2 separate regions of the Homo sapiens genome follow, and region 1 is linked to region 2. The links are chromatin contacts, found by Hi-C or POLR2A ChIA-PET in ENCODE. All regions are on one chromosome and are shown on one strand. Each heading gives the region's core, a stretch centred on a gene start or an enhancer-like site at or near the end of the contact. The rest is flanking DNA. Distances are from core to core; before and after follow the strand shown. Region 1 holds the start of RNMT (RNA guanine-7 methyltransferase). Region 2 holds the start of SPIRE1 (spire type actin nucleation factor 1).

Evidence for each region. A loop is a pair of places that touch in the nucleus more often than their neighbours do. ChIA-PET counts read pairs that join two places held with the same protein, here RNA polymerase II (POLR2A). Pooled maps may share reads with other maps.
Region 1: a pooled map shows a loop between it and region 2 (4-fold over the local background). The contact joins the promoter of RNMT here to the promoter of SPIRE1 in region 2. A Hi-C loop is called at or near these places in 5 of 50 pooled maps. POLR2A ChIA-PET finds 5 or more read pairs at or near these places in 2 of 52 experiments (CD4-positive, alpha-beta memory T cell and activated T-cell).

Annotation. Positions count from the first base shown.
Region 1 is chr18:13,723,835-13,728,854 of GRCh38, forward strand. RNMT (RNA guanine-7 methyltransferase) reads left to right here and starts at 2,839. Exons shown (of 12, transcript NM_003799.3): 1 at 2,839-2,895. It overlaps FAM210A (family with sequence similarity 210 member A), which reads right to left and starts at 2,724. Exons shown (of 4, transcript NM_152352.4): 1 at 2,495-2,724. RefSeq lists an enhancer at 1,902-2,827.
Region 2 is chr18:12,655,935-12,660,662 of GRCh38, forward strand. SPIRE1 (spire type actin nucleation factor 1) reads right to left here and starts at 2,173. Exons shown (of 17, transcript NM_001128626.2): 1 at 1,596-2,173. The coding sequence starts at 1,932. It also overlaps a transcript of PSMG2 not described here. RefSeq lists silencers at 1,593-1,712, 1,903-2,322, 2,192-2,360, 2,363-2,432, 2,483-2,632.

The sequences.
Region 1 (5,020 bases), core at 1,589-4,088, 1.1 Mb after region 2:
TGTTCCAGAAAGACAATGAAATTTCAGTAGGAACACTTTCCTGAGTGGAACAGAGGAAAAGTCCTTCATCCAAAACTATTTGGAGGAACAAAGCTTCCATGAACCACCTCTCTTCACAGAACACTATCTTAGGAAACTATAACATTGTTTCTACATTTTTAAAACAATCTCTATGTTTCAAAAATATGATCTTCAACTCTACAACAGAAATCACACTTTAAAATTATACCTCTGAGAGAAGTACTCTCACTTTCTTACAAATGGGTTGAAATAAATCCTGCAGGTCCTTTCCTTGTCTTGGTGGAGCTCACATTCCAGCAAGATAACATCCTTATCTAACTATTTTCTCTCGGGACATCATAACCCAGGCATTAAGAAGTATCAAAACACTTTCTGAAAAATCTACTATTTGCTAGGCAACGTCCAGTTCTGAGTATGATCTTCTAGCCAGCACTGTTTCATTATTAGCAGAGTCTGGTCAATCAGCCAGACTGCCTGGGTCCAAATCTTGATCCCACTACTTAACAAGCTGCATGATCTTGGCCAAGTTACTTAACCCTCATCTGTAAAACAAACACTCATAACTATACCACTGGGTTCGGTTAGAATTAAACGAGTGCAAATGAATAAAGCACTAACCTTGGCACCTAAAAGGTACTCGAGTATTAGCTATTATTATTTTAATGTCCAGAAAACCAGAGATTACTCAGGCAATAATGAGGGAAAAATAACACCAATGGTAACTTTAAAATCATTTTTATCTGGCTCATTTACTTACATTAACTGCTTTCAAGAATCCTTCCCCTCTATTCTCAAATGAATTTACACAACTTCTAGTTAAGTTTTATAAAAACTGAAAAATGTAATCTCTATATATCCCATCATCGTGGAGTTTTCATAAACACATAGTTAAGAGGCTTTTAATCTAATAACTTTTTTTGTTTTGTTTAGTTTTTTTTGAGACAGTCTCGCTCTGTCGCCCAGGCTAGAGTGCAACGGCGCAATCTCGGCTCACTGCAACCTCCGCCTTCCGGGTTTAAGCGATTCTCCTGCCTCAGCCTCCTGAGTAGCTGGGATTACAGGCACGCGCCACCACGCCTGGCTAATTTTTGTATTTTTAGTAGAGACGGGGTTTCACCATGTTGGCCAGGCTGGTCTCAAACTCCTGACCTCGTGATCCAACCGCCTCGGCCTCCCAACGGCTGGGATTACAGAAGTGAGCCACTGCACCCGGTGTTTAAAAACATTAAAACATGTTTTTAAAAGTCAAAATTACACTCATTTTCTGTAAAATTACAACAGCAATTATCTCAAGAAACTTAAGCATCAGGAACAGGGAATGTAATTGCCTGGTTCTAATGCTTGTATATGCCTATAATGCATTCGATCTGTAAGACCTACACTTTTGCAGTTGTCAATATTCATGTAATGAGATTAATTCTCAACTTACCTCATTTCATATAATAACAAATACAAGCAGTCATCAGAAATTGATGGGTCATCCTTATTTGTGAAAAATAGGCCTCATTCTTGGTTCAAAGTTTGTAACCTCAAATGGGCTAATGCCCACAATTTAGAAGTGATTAGATTGGAAAGCACAACGCTGCAAATGCTGCCTTCCCCAAAGCCAGGTCTATTCATTAATATACCTGTGCCTACTGACAAGAAGGAAGGCTGGTAAAGCACATTTTCAAAGCTGTTTTAAATGGATCAATTTTGGTAAAGAGTAATTCAAGACGGATTGTAAATCTGATCAGTTTTACAACCTTGGAAGGTGGGGACTTGACGCACGACGTTAATATGCACACGCTTCAATAATCTATCCACAGGTAGTTTTGACCCTGATCTCAGGTTGAAAGTCCTCAACTATGGAGCTTTCGAGTTTCAGTACAGTAGGCGCTTTCACTCCCCAGTAGAAATCTGGGGTGATGGCCAAAAAAAGTGTGTTGTCTCCCCCAAACCACACCATGCCAAGTTCAGCCAACGCAGACTAATGCATCCTTAGGTATTTGTCAAGAAGAGGTATAGGCGGTCCCTTTTCTCAGAATCTAACAGGTAAGAATGGCCTCTTGTGGCTTCCCAAACACGGCGGTAAGGACCAGTCTGCCAGTCCCTAATAAGAAATTGCTAATTTTAAAAACCATTCCGAACGCGGGCGCTTCCGGGCCCCTCTTCAACTGGCTTCGGAAGAAGGGGGGAGAACACGGTGAAGGGTTACAGCAAAGGAGGCTGAAAAACAGTCCCAAAGCAAGATTTGCCAGGACACTGGCTCGACCCGGAAGGGCGGGGGGACCTCTCTCGGCCGCCGGGGTCTGTGGGGTCGGCGAGTGTGGACGACCCGTCTGGCAGTCGTACACTGCCACAGCCCGAAGAGCGGCGCACGCGGAGCAGTTGCCGGGTTCGCGCCGCGAGTCAGCTCCCGGACACACGCCCAGGGTTGAAGGTGCCCTCTAGACCCCTCCCGCTGCCCCACAGAGGCCTGGGCCCATGCTACCTCTTAGGACGCTGGAGCCGCCGCCGCCGCTTCCCGCCGCGCAGGCTGGACCACAGCTCCTCGGATGCCACGGCGGTGTCACTCAGCAGAGCAGCCCGACAAAGCGTGGGTCCGCGTGCAGGAACCCGCCGGGCTCAGCCGGACGCTAGCCCCCTGCCGCCCCCGGCCCCGCCAGCCGCGCCCACTAGCAACGTGCTCGCGACCTCCAGTGCCCGCTCAGTGAAGCTTCTGCATGCCGCGCGCGGCACGTCGGGACTCGTAGTTCCGGCGCGGAGGACGTGCGTCGCGGCACTCTCGCCTGACCGTCTCCACGTGACTCTCGCACCTCCGGAAGTGACGTAAGCAGACACGCGTGGCGCGGGCCGCCGTTTCCGCAAACAGAATCGCGTTTGGCTGTGCTGGTGAGTGTGACGGCTGGAACTCCGGCCCTTCCTTTCTTTGTGTTTGTCCCTCGGCCGCCGTGGAGGGGTGGAACTGGCACTCCCACCCCTGACATGGGCTCACTTCGCATTAGCCCTGTGCTTCACTACCCAACGCGTGGGTCTATTGCCTTGTGTCCTCAGTCCCAAGGAAAATGGGAACTCCTTGGGGTGGGCGGGCGCTGTTCCTCCTCCAGACTGGGCGAGCCCGGGTGGGAGAAGCAGCTCGAAGAGCTGCTCCAGCTCGCGCCCCAGGGCCGTGCTGGGGAGGGGCGTGGGGTCCGCAGGTTTGTCTTCAGCGGCGCTTCGGAAACCTGAACCAGAGGTTGAGTAACAGGCCGCGCTAATGACGGAGGGGGTGAACTTGGCTGGAGAAGTCCCTTCTCGCCTCTGTGCGTCCTCTCGGGCCCCGTGGTAGAGGGTCAAGCGGGCGGGTCGGGACTTAGAGCTTATCCCGCTTGGGCTTTATCCCGGCGGCCCTGGCGGCCTGCTCGCTCGTACCCTGAGGAGCTGAAATGACGCAGAGACATAGCTTGCTTCGGAGGTGTGACTGGAAAGCCGGGTCGAAATGTTCGTGTGGTTATTTATCGCGTGTCCATCTCCATGTCAGTCGACCACCTTTCGAAGGTTTCTTGAAGATTCTGAGGGACAGCTCTCTTCCCTATGGAGTGTTTTCATTATTCCACTTTGAGTTTGGTTTGGGTTTTTTTTCCCCCAATTTGTTAAATTGATACATAGAAGTTGCACATATTTGCAGGTGCAGGTGATACTTTGATACATGCATACAATGTGTAACGACTAAATCAGGGCAATTGGGATATTTGTCATCTCAAACATTTATCTTTATGTTGGGAACATTCCAATTTTTCTTTTAGCTATTTTGAACTACACAATAAGTTATTGTTAACTGTGTCCACCCCACTGTACTATCAGGCACTAGATTTTATTTCTTCTGGGGTTTTTTGTACCCATTAACCAATTTCTCTTCTTCATCCCGCTCCTCTTCCTGCTACCCTTCCCAGTCTGTGGTAACCACCAATCCACTCTTTACCTCCATCAGGTCCACATTTTTAGCTCCCACATGAGTAACAACATGATATTGTCTTCATGTGCCTGGCTTATTTCAGTTAACATAATGACATCCGGTTTCATCCATGTTGTTGCAAATGACAGGATTTCATTCTTTTTAATGACTAATATTCCATTGTGTATATATGCTACATTATCTTTATTCATCTGTTGATGAACGCTTAGGTTGATTCCATATCTTGACTATTGTGAATAAACTTGAGACTGCAGATATTTCTTAGATATACTGATTTCCCTTCTTTTGGATCTGTACCCAGATTTGCAAAACTGTTCATCGGACAGGGGATTAACAACCAGAATATAGAAGAAACTCATCTCAATAGCACTAGTTCTATTTTTTGTTTTTTGAAGAACCTCCATCATACTTTTCCCAGTATGTAAATTAGTGGCTGTGCTAATTTACGTTCTCCCTAACAGTGTACAAGTGTTCCCCCTTTTCTGCATCCTGCATCCTCATCAGCATCTTTTTTTTTTTTTTTTTTTTTTTTTTTTTTTGTGTGTGTGTGTGTGTGTGTGTGTGACGGAGCCTTGCTCTGTCGCCCAGGCCGGAGTGCAGTGGCTTGATCTCAGCTCACTGCAACCTCCACCTCCCGGGTTCAAGCGATTCTCATGCCTCAGCCTCCCGAGTAGCTGGGATTACAGGCGCACATCACCATGCCCGGCTGATTTTTGTGTTTTTGGTAGAGACGGGGTTTCACTATGTTGGCCAGGCTGGTCTAGAACTCCTGACCTCAAGTGATCTGCCCACCTCCACCTCCCAAAGTGCTGGGATTACAGGTGTGAGCCACCGTGACGGCCTCAGCATCCATTTTTTAAAAATCTTTTTGATAAAAGCCGTTTTAACCGAGATGAGATGGTATCTCATTGTGGTTTTGACTTGCATTTCCCTGATATTACTGATATTGAGCATTTTTTACGTATATACCTGTTGGCCATTTGTGTGTCTTTTAAGAAATGTCTATTCAGATCTTTTGCCCATTTGTAGTAGGATTGCTTCTTTTTTTTTGCTATTGAGTTG
Region 2 (4,728 bases), core at 923-3,422:
GTCACCCAGGCTGGAGTGCAGTGGCGCGATCTCAGCTCACTACAGCCTCCACCTCCCAGGTTCAAGCAATTCTCCCACCTCAGCCTCCCGAGTAGCTGGTATTCCAGCGGCACAACACCACGCCCGGCTAATTTTTGTATTTTTAATAGAGACGGGGTTTCACCATGTTGGCCAGGCTGGTCTCGAACTCCTGACCTCAGGTGATCCACCTGCCTCGGCATCCCAAAGTGCTGGGATTACAGGCTTGAGCCACCGCACCTGGCAGACATTGCTGTATTTTATAAATGTATCTTTTGTACCATTTAATACACTATAAATTATAATTGCAAGTATTTCCCACTAAGATTAAGTCCAAGTTTAAAAGCAATAAGCCCATCAAAGAAACAAAAATACTATTTGAAATAGTTTCAAAAGAACAATTAAAAAGATGGCTTTAAATAAAAAATCGTTTACCTGACGCTAAAAAATAAAAGATAAAAGCATGTAAATAAAAATGTGTTTACCTGACACTAAAAAATAAAAGATAAAAACGTTCTGGTGGAACTGAAAGAATAACTATAACCTTGAATATTGTTTTAATCAAGTTAGACAAGGGTTTTCATTAAATGTCATTTTACTAATTCGAAATTACATCTTTCACCTTAAGCATTTTGACATTTCCATCAACTTTCTAAAAGTGAGGGTAGATTGTTTTTCTATGTTTTTAATAGACTTGCCTCTCAAAAGAATGAATTAGATAAAAACTGATGGGAGAAACCTTTTCTCAACCTCCTCCTCCTCTTCAATGAGCATCTGAGTAAACCCTGGCTATAAATTACTGTTTAGGTCATAATCCTGAAAATTTTACATTAGACAATGACGTAACTAAGGCCCATTTTCTCTTTGTATCCCGACATCCTGTCAACTTTTCACTTTACAAGCCTGTTTTTCATCACAACAAATTTTCACATACAGGAATGCAATCAGTATTTTCTAACGTCCAGGAGCCAAAAATCACTATTTAGTCTATTTTTCCATTTCTCCCCAAAGAGCAGAATTCTCACGGTTCAGAATCATCTTTACATTTCCGAACCGAGGAAAGGCTGTCTAATGTGGAATACTGCTAGTTTCCCGTGAGGAGTGCGGTGTTTCCGACAGCGGCACTGAGGATCCGTGCGGAGCCCCCGCGTGAAGCCTGCGATGCCCTCCCCACCCCGTGAACCCGGCCGTGTGTCAGCAGCCACGGCGTGAGGCGCACAGGCCGCTGGCCCGGAGCAGGGCCCAGCCCACCGCTCCCAAACGCGCCGCGGGCAGCTGTCCCGCGGGCAGCACAATGACGAGCGCCCCGCGGCCCGCAGGCCCAGGCCCACCCAAACGTCCTCCGCACAGCGGATTTGCGCCGTCGCCCGCCACGAGGCTCTGACCTCCGAGGGGCCCCGGCCAGCCACGGCCTGACGCCGTCCTCCCCTGCGGGTCCCCGCCGGATCCTCCCGGGGGTCTCCCGTGGCAAAATGGGGGGGGACGGCGGGGGCGGAAGGGCCGGGGACGCTGAGGGTAAGGCGGCCCAGCCGCGGGTGTTCCAAGAACTACGAGGGAAAGGGGCCCGGCGGCCTCACCCGCAACTGGGGGCGGCTCTCCCGCGTCGTCGGCCGCGGGCGCCAGGGTGACGGCGCCGTCCCTCCAGACGCGGATCTGCGCGGCCGAGCGCACACGGTGGCGGGGCTGGCGGCGGCGGGCGGCGGCGCGCAGGGAACCGCAGCACTGGTAGCACACGGCCCACGCCTGCTCCTCGTTGATGGGCTGGTTGTACAGCCGCAGGATCTCCTCCAGGCTCAGCGCGTCCCGGGAGCCCCCGGCCGCGCCGCCGGCTGCCCCGGGCTCCCGCGGCCCCTCGCCGCCCACTGCCTCAGTCCGCGGCTCCCCGCCGCCCGCCGGGCCAGCCGCCTGAGCCATCCCGCGGGTGGGCGCTGCGCTCGGCAGTCGCGCCGTGTGCCGGCGTCTCCTCAGCTCCGGAGCATCGTCGTCGCGCGCCGCCGCCTCACCATCCCCGGAACCGCCGCCGCCCAACGCGGCCGCGCGCGCCGCCGCCGGGACCAGGCGAGTGCCCGGGAGGCGTGGGCAAGAGGAGGGCGGCGAGGACACGGCTGCAGTCCCGGTCAGACAGCCGCCGGCCGGTAGCGACGCGATGGCGTCCGGCGCCCCGCCCCGCCCCGCCCCGCCTCGCGCCGTCCAGCGCCGCCCAGCGCCCGCCCCTTAGGGGGCCGCACGGGCCGGGGGATGCACGCTCTGGAGGTGAGGACCAGGCAGGAGGGCCTCGCCTCGAGGCGAGATGGCCGCACGGTCTCTAGCCCGCAGGGCTCTCAGAGTCGCAGGCGGTGACGCCCGGTCGGGGGGCCCGGTCGCAAGGGACACACAGCTGGGGGCGCAATGGTGAGGGCGGCGACGCACGGTCCGGAGGGGATGCGCGGCCGGGTAGGGCGTGCAGGGTTGTGGGGCGTGGGGGACACGCGGGGCCGGGCGCGCGGTCGGGGGGCGCAGGGGCAAGAGGGTGTCGCATTTATCAGGGAAGTCCCCGGCCGACTCTGGCGGGGAACTGGGCGCGCCAACCCGGGTCACCGCCCTGCACAGCGGGAGAAGTCACCCGCATTGACGTTCCCTAGGCGCTGGATCGCCGAAGGTCTGGTTGAAAACTTGAACCCGCCTGGAGCGGATGCCTAAGAAAATGCAGGCCCGCTGAAGCCTCCCCGCCGGGCCCTGGGCCCTGAAAGCCTCCGGCAGTTTCCCGTGACCCCGCGGCCGCTCTGCGCGTTTTCCGATTTCTTGCTGGTTGAATACCTCCCTCTCCACTCCCATCTTCAGGGTAAGCACCGTAAAGACGGGGATCTTTACGGGTTTTCCTCACTGACTTCTCCCAAAAGCTAAACCAGCGCCTGGAATATAAACATGTACATAATTTGCAGGTGTTAGTTTTAGCGTCCTTCCGGATTCATTTGTAACATTGGTCCCTTCCCTCACTAAGGTAATGTCTCAAGTACCACACTCATCAGAGCATGTGGAATGAATATCACAGTGGTAAAATTGAACTGAGGGCAATTAGCCGTAGAAAGAAAGAATTCCGCCCCCCCAACCTATTAAATATGCAATAAAACAGATAATTCTTAATCACCCATTGGTAGATTAATTTAATCGATAAAATTCCACTGAGGCTAGTCCTGTGTGAAAGCCCTACAGAGTGTTGAAAGCATCAACCAAATAGGCAATGTATATTAAGTTCCAGTAAACCTTTTACGGCAGTTTTATGTAAAATGTTAGAAATCACGCTCTCAACAATTGCATCTTGCGGTAGAAACTACAACAGTCTATTTAAATAACAACAGTCTATTAAAATGAGATACCATCTTACATACAGCTGGGAATGGGGAGGAGGGAGAAAAGCAACAGGACGAAAAGGAAAATTAAGAAATTGAAAGAGGGCCGTGCGCAGTGGCTTAGGCCTGTAATCCCAGCACTTTGGGAGGCTGAGGCGGGCAGATCACTGAGGTCAGGAGTTCGAGACCAGCCTGGCCAACATGGGGAAACCCTGTCTCTACTAAAAATACAAAGAAAATTAGCCGAGTGTGGTGACGCACGCTTGTAATCCCAGCTACCCGGGAGGCTGAGGCAGGAGAATCGCTTGAACCTGGGAGGTGGAAGTTGCAATGAGCCAAGATCACACCACTGCACTCCAGCCTGGGGGACAGAGCGAGAGTCTGTCTCAAAAAAATAAATAATAAATTGAAAGAGGAGAAGAAAGCTCCCCAGGCAACTTATTATAATTTCAGTACGAGAGAGACAAAACAACCCCTTAAAGTAGCATCACTTAATTATAGGTTCATAATCTCATTTGTAGCAATGCAGTATCTATGTGTGCCAAAGCCCAGAGAGGCAAACATGTAATTCCTTATGTGTGACACTATATACATATAAATATATCTCTGTCCTCTTGATTAAAAACAGACAAACATTCCCAAATTTTGCTATTTCAAAAGTTTATCCTGTGTGGATTTTGCAAATACAGACTGGTTTAAAATATTTTGAACAATCCAGGAAAAAAAATGAAGGTCTACTTTTATGGACAACACTACCACCTCCTGGCCTTATGGGATACTGCTGCCCATTGCACTTGGACAACTACAGCCAAACACATTTTTATCTTTGCCTTACCCACCAGTAAACAAGATAAATGGGTTAATAAACTGAGGAATCTATGAGCCATTAACCTGCTAACCCTGGCATAGAGCAGTAAATAAATCTTGAAGACAACAATACAGGGAAGGAGGAAGTGAGTAAAGGAAATCCAAACTTTATCTTTTAAAAGATGCATTCTTCTTTTTTTAGTCATCCCTCTAATCAATGGAAAAAGATGCATTTTTTTTTTTTTTTTAATTGAGACAGAGTCTCACCCTGTCTCCCAGGCTAGGGTCAGTGCCGCGATTTCAGCTCACTGCAACTTCCGCCTCCTGGGTTGAGATGATTCTCGTGCCTCGGCCTCCCGAGTAGCTGGGATTACAGGCACACGCTACCATGCCTGGCTAATTTTTGTATTTTTAGTAAAGACAGGGTTTTACCATGTTGGCCAGGCTGGTCTCAAACTCCTGACTTCAGTGGTCCACCCGCCTCAGCCTCCAAAAGCGCTGGGATTACAGGTGTGAGCCACTGTGCCCGGCCAAAAGATACATTCTTAAAAACAAATTTGCAACACTAGGATTT